Regions from separate parts of the Homo sapiens genome. Here region 2 is linked to region 1. Evidence: chromatin loops called from intact Hi-C (ENCODE). Cell type or tissue: adrenal gland. All regions are shown on one strand. Each heading gives the region's core, and the rest is flanking DNA. Links, peaks and the distances in the headings are about the cores only. Region 1 overlaps C1orf21 (chromosome 1 open reading frame 21). Region 2 overlaps C1orf21 (chromosome 1 open reading frame 21).

Evidence for each region. Peaks named below come from ENCODE experiments on the same cell type or tissue, not always from the same donor. Only the 100,000 strongest peaks of a DNase experiment are listed, where the experiment ranks them.
Region 2: it touches region 1 in a loop (1.8-fold over the local background); 2 of 110 quality-filtered maps call a loop at or near these places.

The regions. Positions count from the first base shown.
Region 1 is chr1:184,422,175-184,430,531 of GRCh38, forward strand. The region is part of intron 1 of C1orf21 (chromosome 1 open reading frame 21); the gene reads left to right. Among named protein-coding and RNA genes, the nearest start is that of C1orf21, 39 kb to the left of the region's middle. In adrenal gland, for the core only: a CTCF peak has its summit at 3,474; no DNase peak of the experiment used is centred there; H3K4me3 peaks cover 920 bases; H3K27ac peaks cover 3,226 bases.
Region 2 is chr1:184,470,137-184,478,493 of GRCh38, forward strand. It overlaps C1orf21 (chromosome 1 open reading frame 21), which reads left to right. Exons shown (of 6, transcript NM_030806.4): 2 at 7,250-7,467. The coding sequence starts at 7,374. Among named protein-coding and RNA genes, the nearest start is that of C1orf21, 87 kb to the left of the region's middle. In adrenal gland, for the core only: no CTCF peak of the experiment used is centred there; no DNase peak of the experiment used is centred there.

The sequences.
Region 1 (8,357 bases), core at 158-8,157:
CAGGGCCGTGTGGATGTTCCCGTTGCTGATCCTATCCTCTCCCGCTCATTTCCCTTTCGAAACTCAGCTCGAATATCACCTTGTCCTAGGTGTGTTCCTGAGGAAGGCTTTGTTTGAAATGCTTGCAGATTTTGGAATCAAACACTTGCCTTCCTCTTGGTCAAGTAGCTTAATAATAAGCAAAATTTGTGTAACACTGTAAGCCAGGCAGCATTCTTAGCACCTTGCATAGGTCTGGTCATTTAATCATAACAACATCCCTAATGAGGTAGGAGCTATTATTATTCTCATTTTACAGGTGGAGAACTGAGGTGTAGAAAGGGTAAGTAACTCGCTTCAGGACACACAGCTAGAAAGTAGAAGTACAAAGAGTAGAACACTGGTTCTTTGAGTTCAGAAACTATGCTCTTAACCACTCCACTAGAACCTTGCTAGGCGGCAGTTTATTTGTAAAGCCTTGTGAAAAAATTTTCAGCACACTATTCAGCATGCGGTAGATAATTGGAAGTCTTTTCTATTGTTAATATTTCCTGTCTCCTCAGTTTGATTGATAGGATTTTCTTCCCGTACATATCTCTCTGAGAGCATTGTTGCACTTTGCCATAACTGTTGAATTGTCTATTTCACATGTTAGACAGAAAGCTTCTTGAGGTCACTCTACGTACAGAACTTGTCCCCCAATGGCTTGGTAAGTGTTGATGGACTGAACGAATAAAATGTTTTGTCTGGCACAGATTGACTTGCTGCAGGGAAAGCAGTCCTGTGGAGTGGTTCATACGCAAGACGTTAAGGCATGTACTACTAGGTTTTAATCCAGCCCCTACCATCCATTGGCATTATGTCTTGTGTAAACTATTTATCCTCCCTTAAGCCTCCACTTCCTTGTTTACTTAATGGGGACAATGAGTTGTTATAAAGAGCCAAGGAGACAATGTGTATCGGGATTTAACAGAATGCCTGGTTTATGATAAGCAATAAACAATTACTTTTATTATTGCTGAATAACTGCTGAAAGTCAGGTACTCTGCTACTTGTTGGAGGTGCAGAAATAAAGATTCCTTCCTCATTCAGGAACTTCACCAGTCTCATAGAAGAGAAGAATGGTCACCAAGTAAATTATAATCTATGCAATAATGTACAAAACAGATAACTTTGTGAGGATGAAAGGTGAAGAGAAGTCTTCATGATGGAGGATATATCCAAGATGGGTTTTGAAAAATGAATAAAAGTCCTTAAGGCAGAGCAGGAATGAAGCCTTCAAATACTGGGATTGCGGCCTTAACTGAATAGGCAATGGGGAGCCACTGAGATTTTTTGAGTAGGAGGGTGACATCAACAGAACTGTCCTTTAGGAAGATTAATCTGACAAAAATATGTAGGATGAGTTAGTGGAGAGAGAAATGAGGAAATAAATATCACATAGACCTTTAGTGAAACCTCCTACACAGAATAGAAATCCATTCTGCAGCACCCCTTACAGATGGTTATCCAGCTGATGATGCCTGAACACACCAGGAAGGGGAAGTTCACTTCTTCCTTAAGCAGCTCCTTCTTTCCTTTCTTCCTTTCTCCCTATTTCAGTTTTTCCCTCCTCTCCAGCCAACCATCCATTCATCCCTCCTTCCATCTCTTCTTCCATCCATCCATCTACCCATCCATCCCTCCACTCATCCATCCACCCATCGTCCATCCATCCATCCATCCATCCATCCATCCATCCATCCATCAATCTATCATTTAAGGGTTTCCTTAATGCCTGTTACTGGGGTAGGTGCTGGCAACGTAAAGTTTAATACAATAGTCCTGCCCTTGAGGATCTCACAGTCTAGTCTCATACTTGGTGTCCATTATTGAATAATTATTATTGTTGGAAAGTTCTTTTTTCCTTGGATTGAGTGAAATCTCCTTTATTTTAGGCCTGTCTCCTACTGGTCCTACTTTTCTAATTTTTTCTTGTAATACACTGACATTCTCTTTTTTTGTGATTGCTTTTATCATTTTTACAAACCGTATCATGGAGCTTCCTTGTCTTCTCTGTGGAAAATCCAGTTCCCTTAAAAGGGCCTCCTAAGGCTGAATTCATAAAACTTAAGGACTTTTGGAGCTGAGTGAGACTTTAGAAGTCATTTACAATTCATATCTCAGCCCTCATCACTTTACAGATAGGAGCTGAGTCACAAATAAGTTGTGACTTGCCTAAGATCGCAGAGCTAGTTAGTGGCAAAACTAGGACAAGAATTTAGGCTTTCCATTGTCCAGACTTGCAAGACTAGTGCTTTTTCAAACTGTCTGTCCTGATAACCCTTCCCAAACGTTCTGTAAATTTTCAATATCTCTCAAAATTGTGGAACCAGAAATGAAGTATGGTGTCTCAGATGTGTTCTAACCTTGGTAGAGAGCTGTGATGAGAGTTAATAAAGGCCAACACTAAGAGAATGTGCCCGGCTCCATAAGCCTCATTATCTGCATTTTCTCATTCAGCCTTGCAACAGCCCTCATTGGATGGGTTTAGTATGCTAATACTAAGATAGGGAAACTGAGCCTCAGAGGAGTGAAGTAATTTCCAGTTCACGGGCACACAGCCAGTAAGTGGAAGTACTGGAAATCAAATGCAGGGCTGTCAACTTCAAAGTCAGTGCACTGACTTCCTCCCACATAAGGGCCATTATTTACCATAATCTCCAACTGTAGTGAAGATACATTAGCAGAAGCATAGTATTTGCGAGCACATGTTGAGTTTCTGGTTATCAGAACACCTAGCCCTGTATACCTTGAATGGGGCAGAGTCAGATGTTCTCCATCCTGCATTTATGAACATCTTAAAAAACTTAGGTGGAGGTCTTTAACTTAATTTCTGTTAAATGTCACACCATTGGCTTTGCCCCATCTAATTAATAGTGGAATAAGGCTCATGAATGGGGCCTGAATGTTTGGGTGTGACTTCTGGCTCTATCCCATGTGATTGGGTGATGTAATGTTCTTAGATGTCAATCAAGATTAGCCGTCCTGACCTCAGTGTGGGTATTAGATTAACTGAGATGGTGTATGTGGAAGGACTTTGCAAACCAGCAAATTGATGATAATCCTGATATCTTTTTTTTTTTTTTCCTTGAGACAAGGTCTCGTTCTGGCACCCAGGATGGAGTGCAGTGGTGTGATCTTGGCCCTGCAGCCTCCACCTCCTGGGTTCAAGCAATCCTCCTGCCTCAGCCTCCAGAGTAGCTGAGACTACAGGCATGTGCCACCATGCCTAATTTTTAAGTTTTTTGTAGAGACGAGGTCTCTCTGTGGTACCCAGGCTGATTCCAAACTCCTGGGCTCAAGCAATTTTCCCATCCTGGCCTCCCAAAGTGTTGGGATTACAGGCATGAGCTACCATGCCTGGCACTGATCCTGGTGTCTTAAAATATGGAGTGTAGCCTGCCTTACCCATGGTCTCCAGCAGTCTTGCCTCCCTCTGTTGTTGCCTTATTCAGGTTTTTCCTGCTGCCAGGAATGCTGCCCTTTCCTCCCCTCTGTCACCCCTCAAAATGTTACTTAGCTTGAAAGGGCAAGGTCAGAGGCCAATTTTGAAAAACCTTTCCTTACTTGCCTGGCAGAATTAATTTTTCTTACCAGTAGACATTCACACAGCTTTGTTTACAGCACTGATATAGACCTTATCTCAGTCCGCCTTGAATTAGTATTTGTTATGTCCACACTTCCGCCACTAGAAGAGAGTTCCTTGAGAATGGAGACCATATAGTTTTTGTCTTTATGACTCTTCCCCTTCAGGGAGGCTATAAAGAGAGTCAAATAGTGATTCAATTGGGTCTTTGATATTGGCCATCCCACCCAGATTTATGTACTCAGCAGCTCTGCCAGTTTCCCTTCTGGCATCATCCCGATCAAGATAAAGATGTTGGAAAGGGCAGGGCCAAGGGCGGAGCCCTGGAGAAATGTGGCCCTGTGTTAAGCTCTTCCTCCAAATTATTACCCAATCATAAATTATCTCTGGCGTTGTTTTATGTAATGGTGAGTCCTCAGAACAGTGCATGATCAATTCGTCTGTCCAGGATTACTGAGAAGTCTCCTAACTGGTGGTCTTCTACTTTCATGATCAGTTCGTCTGCCAGGATTACTGAGGAGTCTCCTAACTGGTGGTCTTCTACCTTCTCCCTCTAATTTATTCTGCAAGCACCCTCAGAGCGATCTTTTAAAGAGCCCGTCTGATTACATCGCTCCCCTGCTTCAAACCCTTCAGTAACACACCCCATTGGTGTCAGAGGAGGAACCCTGAGCGAGACCCACCCACCTCTCTCTGGGGTACGCTCCACCCTATTTCATCCCCACAGGTTGTCTTTCAGTTCTCTGAATGCCTGCATCTCCCTGCCTGTGGGATTTCACTTAGGCTCTTTCTTCTTGAAACGGTCTTCCTCCTATCTTTTAATTTGCAAACTCCTATCTTGATTCTTGGCTTAAATGTCCTTTCCTCAGAGAAATCTTCCCTAATGTGCCTCTCTTAGCATCAGGTACTTTCCCTTCTGAATGCTGATAATTATTTGTATAATTATTCCTAATGCCTTTCCCTCCCAGTAGATTCTAAATTCCCTGGGAGCAGGCAGGGACCTTGTCTGTCTAACCAAGGCATACTGGGTGCGATAACACAATGCCTGACACACTGTAGATGCTCATCTGATGATGGCTGGATAAACATAAAGTCTGAATTCATTTCTTCAACCTACGTTTATTGAGACCCTCCTGTGTGCAGGGGCTGGGTACTTAGGAGATTCATACAGGTAAAGGAACCACAGGAAGATGTCACCTTTGCTAGCACAGCCAATGGAGAGGATCAAGTTTCTAGGTCTGCCCAGGGCTGGTGAAGGTAAGAATGTTATGTTTGAGCTGAATCCAGCTCTTATTTTACCATTTTATTCACCAGATATCAGACTGGCACAAACACTGCCAAAATCTTGACACCCTAAGTGGACCAGACTTCCTGCTCACCAAGAACTCCGTCAAAACCAGGGTGTAAAAGTTAACTTGAGATGATATTCTTAGTGAATCCTTGTTAGTGCCTAGTGCTTACAAAAATCTGCTAAAGCTACTTTTTAGCTTTGACAGAAATCTCTCTACTGGTTTAGTTTCCTGAATCTACTCCCATATTAAAAAATAAAATAAAATCTGACATGTCTCTGTTTGTATGAGCTTCTCTTACTCTGTGGAGCCCTAAAGATTTCTCAGAGAGGCTTGGAGGTCAGGATCTGTCCTGGATTGCTTTTTTTTTCCCCCAATGATTTTTGCCTTTCCCTTCTCACTTTCAGGACCAGTGAGACAGTTAGGGGTAGGAAAGAAGTGAGCACTAGAGTGGAGTCTGGGTCCCTGGAATTCTCTTCAGCTGGGTGATCTTGGGCAGGTTATTGAACCTTTCTTGGCTTTGATCACCCATCTGTCAAATGATGTGGTTGAAATGAATGAAATTGATGTCTCCCTTCAGCTCTGAGCAATAGGAAACTCCACTTCCTGATCTAGTGACCCTCCAGCTCCAAAATATAGGTTGAAGTAACTCTGCCTTCAATTTCAGGCATTTACATCTTACCTTTTCCATCTTTGCCATCGGCCTTGCTTGGAAAAATCTGTTTGGTTATCTTTCTTCTCCTCCCACCCTCCACATACTTTCCTGTACTCTTAGCTCATTTTGGGCACAGCCATCCTGACATTCTTACAGGTTTGAACGACTCTTAAGTAAGGGCCTTATGACTTAGGTAAGGGCCTTATGTCCACTGGACTCCAGGGCTGGAACACTCAATGACTTATCTAAAACAAGATCAGGTTGCTCAATTTTAAATACTAGTTCAGCTGTACAACCTTGGGCAAGATACTTAAGCCCTCTGAGTTTTGGTTTCCTTGTCTATAAAATGAGGATGATAATAGACCCCACTTCAGTGGGTGTTGTGAGGTATCAGTACCTTCCTGACCACAGTAATTTAGGTATGGTGCATAATCTTTGAAAGTTAGCCATTTTAAATATTTGTGCCTTTTTCCATTTGTCAACTATTGGAACATTTTCCAGAAGATCTACACTGAATTCTTAAGCTGTCCCACATGGTATATCATTGTATAGGGGACAGTATGAAACTTTACAGGTAAACAAATGTGCTGCATGGAAAAAACATTTAAAATCAGGGCATTACTTCAATGAACAGCTGAGAAGAGGAAGAGGATAGGAGGCAGGGAGGGACCAGAAGAAATAATTCTTTTTCTAAATGTTGCAAGAAGTGGTCTACCAGGTAATTTGCATTGTGATTAGAGCAGCTTCAGATGGGAGAGAGAAAGAACATGAAGAGGGCTGGTCACACTTCATGTTGTATCAGAATTAACAAAATATACCTACATCCTACATTAAATATGACTTATACTTAATGATACGAACATCAAGTTGCAGTTGATTATTGACCTTAAAGTAATACTTTGTAGACATTTAAGCAAACATTTGTAAATTTTCATAGTTCTGATTTACTTTTGTATCTTAGAGCTAATTATGTTTTCCTTGGGTCTAGGATGTTTCCATAGGTCTGTGGAAAGTCTGTGGCACACTGGCCTGTGCTTGTGCCCCTGGTGGATAAAATGGGCCCAGACAGGGAAAGAAGCTGGGTCTGAGCTGAACCTGGGATGAGATTTTGTTGCTTTTCTGAGGACCCAAATGCAGGGAGTGATGACATCTCTGCATTGCTATTAAGGACTTGCCAAATAAAAGGATCTGGTCAGGAAAATGGACTCAGGGCAGGGGCTGTGGTCACCCTGCCCCCCAGCTTACATTCCTTGCACAGTTTTCCCCATCTGATCCTACCCCTGGCTCCATCCCCCAACCCAGTCCAACACACTTTTTGTCTCATTGACTCCAGACAACACAGTCACTCATTCATTCACCAAGCATCCATTAAGTGCCCAATGAGTGCTAAACACTTTGATTACTCAGATGAATTCAACAGCGATTTGGTCCTAGAGGAGGGCATAGTCCATTTCTTTTTTATTTATAGCACCACTTGTAGAAATGGACCTCAGCACGTTGCTAGCATTGAAAGAATAAATAGATTCTGGGGCTGGAGAGGCCCTGGCATCTTCTTGGGTACCTTATAGTTCAGCATGGAGTTCATGACACCCTCCTTACCCCCACATGGGTAACTGGTTGTAGGAAAGGTCTTTGCATCATTTGTAAATTATGTCGTTTGCAAATGACATAATTTTTTTCTTAAGAAAAAGAATCTATGCAAGTCTCCAATTCTAAAATTCTGTGATTGTATGATTCTAAATTAATTTAGGAAAGCAGGCAGACAGTTTTTGTACGTGTTTCCATGGACACTGTGGATGTTATGTTGAGGTGTCTGCTTAGTCACATTTGGCACCATCTGGCATAAAAGAATTACTGGATTTTGGTGTGAGGGCAACTCAAGGTACTTAGACGGATCTGTTGTTCTAAGATTCAGTTGAAATGTTCCAGCAGCTTAGTAGCATAACCACAAGACAGTGTTGGGTTTGCCAGGTAATATACAGTATACTAAAAATACAAAGAGTATTTTACTTATAATATTTTTAACAAATAATTTTTAGGATAAGTATATCCCATGTGATATACTTTGGGACATACTTATACTAAAAATAATTCATTGTTTGGCTGGGCATGCTGGCTTACACTTGTAATCCCAGCACTTTGGGAGGCTGAGGTAGGCGGATCATGAGGTCAGAAGATCGAGACCATCCTAGCTAATATGGTGAAACCCTGTCTCTACTAAAAATACAAAAACAAAATTAGCCGGGTGAAGTGGTGGGTGCCTGTAGTCCCAGCTACTCGGGAGGCTGAGGCAGGAGAATGGCGTGAACCCGGGAGGTGGAGCTTGCAGTGAGCCGAGATCACCCCACTGCACTCCAGCCTGGGCGACAGAGCGAGACTCCGTCTCACAAAAAAAAAAAAAAAAAAAATCCATTGTTTATCTGAAATTCACATTTAACTGGGGAGCCTATTTTTTTTTAAGCTAAACCTGGCAACTCTAGGTAGCCTCTGTCTATGATCTGTGATACTGAGAATATATCAGTAGAGGTAATAATACTGCACAAAAGTGTCTATCAGATGATCAGAAACTTTTCAGCCAATTAGATGTTTGATGTGCCAGTGACTGTCCTCCACTCTGAGCCCCTCCTCAGATATGAGGATTGTGATTTCAAACAGCACAGTTTACGATTTGTAAGGCTTTGATTAATGTTTCTTTTCTGCCAACTATTAATAAAATGACAAACAACCATTCTATTAAAATCCTTAAAATGTCCATATGTATAATTTGTATCTTCATTAGTAGCTACTTACATTTTGAAAAACAGAC
Region 2 (8,357 bases), core at 249-8,248, 48 kb after region 1:
GTCTGTTCCTGGTCATTGGTAGTCTGAGTGTGCTTGGGTTAGGTCAGCAAAGTTGCCTGCTATGAGGGCCCTCTGGGCAAGCTGATTTCACCCAGTGCTCATGAAAAGCCCCACGTCTGATTAGAAGTGTTGTCCACCTGGCATAGCAGAGTACACGCAGAATATCACCTTGCATATATAAGTGCTTTTTCAAAGCATTTTCTTATCTACTTAGATTTTCAAAACAGTCCAGAAAAAAAAGGGGGAAAACAGGTGCTGCTATTATTAATTTTAAGATACTAACAAGGAAATCACATGGCTTTGTCCTAAGTGACATGGGGAACCAGCAGCACATCTGTCAAGAAATTCTAGTCACAGGTGTCTTTCTGTAAAAGCAGTGGTGCAGAGGTCCCCCATGACACAAGCTGAAGACCTCTTGCAAATACCTTTGGTATTCTGGGTCTTAGAAGTGGAAGAAGAAGGCCAGGTGTGGCGGCTCACGCCTGAAATCCCAGTACTTTGGGAGGCCAAGATGGGAAGATCACTTGAGGTTAGGAGTTCGAGACCAGCCTGGCCAACGTGGCGAAATCCCATCTCTGCTAAAAATACAAAAATGATCCGGGCATGGTGGCATGCATTTGTAATCCCAGCTACTAGGGAGGCTGAGGCAGGAGAATCACTTGAACCCAGGAGGTGGCGGTTGCAGTGAGCTGAGATCACACCACTGCACTCCAGCTTGGGCAACAGAGTAAGACTCTTTCTCAAAAAAAAAAAAAGAACAAGAAAGAGAACTCAAAGTCCAGGAATATCTGCCATTGCCTTTGACCACTGAGGAGCAAATCTAGAAGCAGCATAAGTCTTCTGCATGGGTCCACACAGCTGTGAATGTGTGACTTTAATCAGGGGCTGGTGTTTTCCTCTCTTGCCTTCTCAGAAATAGTGTCAGCCATGCATGAGCTCATGTCAACATACACAGGTAACACAGAGGAGTTTTCTGGTGCAGGAGAAATGTGCAACACTCTTAAATCCTTAGCTGAAGAACAATTATTGCACCAACTTTTTCTAACCAGCTCCCTATAAGAAATACTGTTAAAATTAATTTCATTCATTAAAGGCAAGATAGAGAAGAAGAAATAGGGGATCTAAGCTGTGTTTATTTTTCCAGCAAATACGCAATTGAAATCAACGCTATTAGGCCAAAACATCATTGGTAATCATCTTTAGACCTTATAGGGCCTCCTGAAAATTTTGAGGTTTCAGACTTGCAAGTATGTCCTAGTTGAGTTAGTACTGAAAACAAAGAGTGTAAATAAATTGAATGTAGGTAAGACATGGCTTTTTTTTAAGTGGTCATTTCATCCTTTATATCACTACTTGGACATATGTTGAGGTAGATCATAGAGTCTAAGAAAGAGGCCGAGAGACATGAAACCCAGCCGTGGTCCTGAGGCAGGCATGTGACAGCTGGGACCAGAGCTCGGGCTTCTCATGCCCTCTCCAACACTCTTTCCACTTGCCACCTCTTCTCCTTGGCCCCACACCTTACTGCCTGAATCTAGCAGAAATGTGTCCTATTGCATAAACACTTATTGTGGTTACATTTCTGAGAGACAACTCTGTAGAATTACTATATGTGGACATGAGAGTTTTCCCATAAAGAAGGCAGAAGCCAAAATCCTTGTATCTTTGGAGTTAATAGCATATTGTCGATTGTCATGCCATCAGACGAGTGTGAGGTGAGGAATGAATGTGTTCTGTGATGCCAGCGATTGTTGGGTAATGAAAGGCTTGACTTTTCTAGATTATTCTCATGTCAAATGTGACATCTCTTTATGTATTATTTTTAACGTTCACAATGAAATGTGAAATGGTGTTAACAGTAGCCCAAGGATACCAAAGCTTCAAGATTAGAAATCACTTTTAAGTTGCCTTTCTTCTTCCCCCTCGGTGGGCTGCTGTATTAACACTCATTACAGTGAAGCCCAGCAGATGGGCAAACAGACTGATTAGTTATTTATATATATATAGATATATATTTTTTCCTTTATGGAGCTTAGATGTTAGCTGTTTCTTCAATAAAAGAGAGGAGTTTTTAGATGTGTCTTGTCTTGATTTGCCTTTTTAATCAGAAGAAGAAAGGGGGCACTTTGCTCCTGATCTATTAATAATGTGGCTGTATCCTTTGCTTAACTGCTGACTTCATAGCTCTCTGTGTGCCCGTTGCAATCAGAATTTGATTTCTTTCCAGTCCTCCAAGCCTCATGTTCTTTTTGGCCTAGAATTTCTTTATGGAATGTATCACTTTTAATTCGTATTTTAGAAGTGCCTTTCTTGACAGGGAATTTATCTACAATATTTTTGCCTTTTGTATCCAAAATGAAAAAGTCCATGACTAATTAGTGGAAAGTGAAATTACACATAATGTTATGTAAATAGAAATATTTTCCTGTAGCCTTTTTTTAAAAAAAGTTCAAATATCTCTGCTTTTTCTTAAAAACAGATTTTGCTTTTTTTATTCCTTCCCAATTTTATAAAAGTAGGATTTTTTTTAATGAAACCTTGTTTCTAGTTAAAAAAAACTAAGGTAATGAAAAGAATTATTATAATCTTTCCTTATAAAAGGACAAGGTATTTCATGTGTGTAATATGTGATATGTATTCATACAAAAGTAATGGACCTACTTGCCTGGGGAGAACTTTCTCATGTTGTCACATGAAGTATTCTGGAACAGTAGTTTCCCTTCTGATATCTGAAGCACCTTGAGGTACGGTGTAAGGAGAGGAAGAATAAACATGCACGGTTATACATTTTTAAAAATATTTCAACTGGGCTTACAAATTTGCTGATTATTTTATCAAAAGTGGGAAAAATGTCCTGTAAAGATGGCATTCAATTAGGCTAGCTCATGGTATCGTGGATTGCACTTCTAATTATATAAGGCAAGATAATGTAGACATACAACCATTTGGGGAGGGGTTTACACAAAGCCATGGGGCAGTTAATTGGACCTCATGTTTTTAGAGGTGCTTGATGATCCTATGACAAAGATCATTTAGATTAAAGAAAAGTCATCCTCAGTGGGACTTAGTTTTAGAAGATTCCATCAAATGTCAAAGGGATGCTTCGATTTAATTCTCACACTGTGATCTGTGACTTCAGAAATAACATGCTGGTAATAACAACATGTGACAACAAAAGTCTCAGAGCTGCTCCAGGTCGTGGTCTCTGCATGCTTGTTTGCACCATCAGACTTACCTCTCTCTAAGCGCTGTGGTTTCAGGAAGGTAAACAATAGAGCATGTGAGGTTGGGAGAGAAAAGCTGAGCAAAGCGAATGAAAAAATGGAAGCTAAAAAAAAAAATGCTGGAGTTTACGTGAAGGATAGCATAAACTGAAGGGAACGTCTTTTGAGCAGATGATTCTAGCGGTCTTTGGGGATATGTTTTTGAAGGTCTGCTCAGTGTGAGGTCTCAGTTGGATTGAGATTAAGTGAAAGAATTTTCGGTAGAAATGAAACCTTGACATTATATCAGGCTATAAAAGAGATACAAATCAGGGATATTTTAATCCTGTTTCTTTAGCTCTGCTCAGGTCTCTAACCTGACATTTCTTGATATGCTCCATTCCAAAGCTGAGCCAAATGCCTGTGAGGTGAACTCTCTTGTCATCCTGTATTTAAGCTGCAATAGCTGTACGTCATTGCTGCAAAACTGGTCTTTCTAATTATCTCCTTCTCTGATCATTCTTGTTCTATAGGGATAGAGAAGAAAAACATATATCTTGCCTTGTTTGCCACTATATGCACAATACCTACCAAACACATATCTGTCACTTAGTATTTTAAAATCAAAATCTGTTGATTAAATGAATGAATAATTGGACAAGTGTTTATGTGCAGAATCCAAATGACATAGTAAAAAACTTTCTTCAGTGATCTATGATTAACTTTGTGAATTAGAGATCTTTTGCCCCTCAAATGACTTCATAATTATCACCTTCAAATGAGTAAATTACTAAAATATATTCCTGATGAGGTCCTGAAACTTGAAAGCATCACTCTTAAATTTGAATTACTGCTATAAAATAATGTAGCACATATGTTTCAGAAACAAAATCTATACCTATTTATAATTTGGTGAGAACTCATATTGAGCTATAGTGCTTTAAAATATGTGTAATTAAATTGAAATTTCTTGAGTCATCATTTGAATTGGGTGTAAATCATGTCTAATCTGCTTGTTAACCTGCCCCTCACCCCAATGCTTGAATAATAGAGACATCCTTTAAAAAAAAGAGCCATTCTTCTGTGTCTTATTTCTGTTAGCCTTCTGCAATGTATTTGATTTCAAATAATTTCCACCTTTAAAATTCAAATAAAATTTTTTTGTGCAAACACAACTTTTAAAACACAGAAGAAATACCACTAACTGCTTTTCGGGAGTAGCAAAGGATAAGTCATGGCTTCAATTCTTCCCTTTGCTTCTTTGATAGCATAAGAGGCTGTAGATATGAAATTGGAAAAGCAAGAGGACTCTCAAAGAGGATGATTGTTAAGTTGTCTCTTAATTCTCAGTGTACCCTGATTTTGTTAGGATTGCCCCCTCTCTCCTGTTTTTACTTAGTTTATTCTGAAGAGGTGGCAGGGAAGCCACCTAGGTTCGCCCTCTCACTTCAATCTCTCCTGCATATGTGTAAGTGTGAAGTCGTTTTCCCATACTTCCTTTTTGAACAGTAAGGAATCATGTCTGGGAGCCCACGCCTGTTACCTTACGTGATAATGCTGGGGATGAGGAAGCAGGGGGATGGATGCTGCCCCTGAGAAGGTGCTGGCTGGGAATCCAAAACAGCAGCAATAGCAGCAGCAATAACAACAACAACAACAGCAAAAGCAGAAGTAGCAACAGCATTGGCTGCAGCAACAAAAACAGCAACTCGCAGCAGCCTCCGGGTTAGAGAGGGGATTCTTCCCTTCTCCCACCTTTACAGCTGAACCCCTTGTCCTCTCCCTCTTGTCTAATATTTCATTGATGTTTCTTCAAAAACTATGACAGGTTGACAGAATGGACCTCTCCACAACTCATTTAATATTTTCTCACAGTGTGCTCTAACTTGGATCAGAAAGAGTACCTATGGTCTTACGATGTCCTTTATTCAGTTGAATGAAGGTAGCAAGGCCTTCTGCAGGCCCTTCACGAAGTATCAGCAGTCCAGTCCTCAGCCCTGCCCCCCCATCCCCACCTGACCCCTCTGAAATGAACACACACAAATAGGCCATGCTCTTCCACATTCTAGTGTCTTAGCTCAGTCTGTTCCTTGCAGCTGAATAATGCTACCATCCTTTCAGCCTGGTAAATTTCTACCAAACCTTTGATACCCTACAAAAATACTACTTCTTTCCTCTGCCCAGTCATAATCTAATCTGCTTTTTTGAATTCTGCATTGCCATAGATTCCTGTGAAACCACAATCAGAGCTTGTATTACACTGTATTGCGTGCAATTTTTTAAATGTCAGCATCTCTTCTCCATAAGGCCCCTGAGCTCTATACACCAGTATGAATAGACCATCAAATAGAAATACTGTAGCCTTGAAGACATTACTGCTAAATAATGGAATAGGGTGTGTGTGTGTGTGTGTGTGTGTGTGTGTGTGTGTGTGTGTGTGTGTCCATCCACAGGCCTGGATTTCATATAGTTTGAGATGAAGACTTGTTAACATTAAGTTACATCAAGTATGGGGAAGATATAAACATTAGCCATCTAGGAGAAAATCTTCCTGGTTTGTAGAACTTTACCAACCAACTCTACACTTCCTATTAATAATTTAACATAACCACTGATAGAGAATAGTTTGAAGAATTATATGAGAAATGACCAATGTTATAGTCATTGTCAATATTTATGGCAATTTGTATTTGCTTGGCTTAATTTAAGATCACTGCCTTTTTATCTAAGTTCATTTATTAGATCGATTATGTTAATTTGAAAAATTCTCTTTGCTGAGATTTTATGGCTTAAATGATTAAATTTCTACATCCAGAGATGTCCTTAGTGCCCTAGCAAGGAGGGTTTAGGAGCTCTAGTCTTCTTGGTAGAGAAAGCTTATAGCTACTGTGTAGTAGCACTATCTGTGAAACTTGAGAAACTTCCACTGTTCATGGGCGGGGGGCAGTGGGACGTGGGTGCTGATGAAGATTCAAAGAGGCTTGATGCCTTCTTTGTTCTGCCAGGACTCTGAGGAGGTAAGGGCCTGTATTACAGTGGGAGGGATGGAAACAAAGGAATGTGTAGGAGAGATGTTTCAAAAGAAACATTTACAAGACTGGAGTAAGTCATCTATAGGCCTGGAATGGTTGGGTGAGGATGATGAAAGCATAAAACAAAAATGAGCAAGTTGAGCAGAGCAAACACTCAGAATTTGAGGAGCCACCTTGGATGGGGCAGGGAAAGGTAAAGTCACTTAAGTCAATTTGAAGATTATCTCTTTTGCAGTGTATCTGTAAATACTCTTTAAGCCTTTATGAGAAATCGGTAGAAGCATGAAGTTTACGCCAAAAGCTTGACAACTGCTTTGTTGCTTTTCTTCATATTTTGACGTCTTCTGCCCAATCCTTAAAACATTTGGCTAGCTAAGCAGAAAATGGACAGAAGTAAGTTTTAGACCTTGCCCCATCTCCTTCCTTTGTCTCCAAAACAGTGTCACCTCAGGTAAAATAAAATACTGAATTATTTACAGCCTTAACCAGAAATGTATAAAGTAGCCCATGTACCAGTCTGAGGAGGATGGCTACCGTTTCCTGGCAAAATTTGAGGAGCTGGGAGGGCTGGCTTCAGGGTAGAATGAGGAAGATGAAGAGCTTTTCCCAGCCTCCTGAACTAGGTGGATCTCAAGAGTGGGCTCTCCTTCCTCGACAGTTTTTGAGATTTCAGAACATTAGTAAACTTACAGGTACTTTAAGAGTATGTATGGCAAGCAGTAGTGCCCAAATACGTATTTGAATAAATACGTATTTTTGGTATCTCCTCAAAAAGTTCACTCCTTGGCCATGTGTTGCATAGGGACATGCCTTTCCATCTTGCTTTCTGAGTGGGAAATCAAGTGAGAATGGGCCACGCTGCACATGGTTCTTCTGTGCCCACCACAACACCAGTGCGATGGGTGGGTCTGTGCATGACTTCTAGTATACTGCAGGGCACAGCACACCAACATAGTGAGGCTTGTGTTTTGCTGCAGTCACTGCCCATTCTAATCTAGCTTTCTTTTCTTGCAGGTGCACACATCTTGACCAACTCAGCAGCAAGGTGGATTTTCTTTGTGTTTAAAGAAAAAAAATGTCCCTGTGTCTGTAGAGATGATTTGCAGTTCAGCCCGGCTGAAGCTGACCGAATGAGACTATGGGCTGTGCCTCCGCCAAGCATGTTGCCACTGTTCAAAATGAAGAGGAAGCCCAGAAAGGGAAAAACTACCAGAACGGAGATGTGTTTGGCGGTGAGTCCTATCAAACTTGACTCTTGACCCATTGATTCTAGGCCTTTCACTTTTTTTTATTGATACATAATATTTGTACATATTTATGGGGTGCTTGTGATATTTTGTTACATGCCTAGAATGTGTAACGATCAAGTCGGTATTTAGGATATCTATCACCTCGAGCATTTATTGTTTCTGTGTGTTGGGAACATTTCAAAACGTATCTTTGAGCTATTTGGAAACATACAGTACATTATTTTTAACTATAGTCACCCTACTCTGTTATGGAACATTAGATCTTATTCCCTCTAAGCCTTTCATTTTTGTGACAGTGAATAATTACAGTGATTATTGGGTTATACCGTCTGAGGTGAAAGGGTGATGAGACCTAATGGAAATCAATGTGGATCTTTACTTTGGATCATCTACATCATAATTTATACAAAGTGGTATTTGAGGAGGAACATGGAGGTTTTTTTTGCAGGAGCTAGCATTTAAATCAAGCTTCAAAGAACCAGCAGAATTTAAATTGGTGCATGGGACAGTGGCCATGGGGTGTCCTAGTAGAGGAGAACTGTAGGACTAAAAACAGAAGTCCAAAAGGGGAGTGAGTGAGGATTTATAAATGAGGGAGTGAGGTGTTTTTTTTTAAAGTGTAATAGAGAGTGAATTATACATTTTCAGATTTAAAATAAAAATACAATGAATCTAATAATCATCTTTTAACCTCTCTCTGTTGAATCAAAATGACTTTAGGATATCTAGTGCAAAGGCCACAGATTGGCAACCCATGGCCACACCTGGTCTGCAAATACATTTTTTTTGCCCCCTCCCCAAAGAATTTTAAAATAAAAAGCAAGACAGCCTTTAAAAATCAGGATATTTCACATAAAACCTCAAATTTCTTC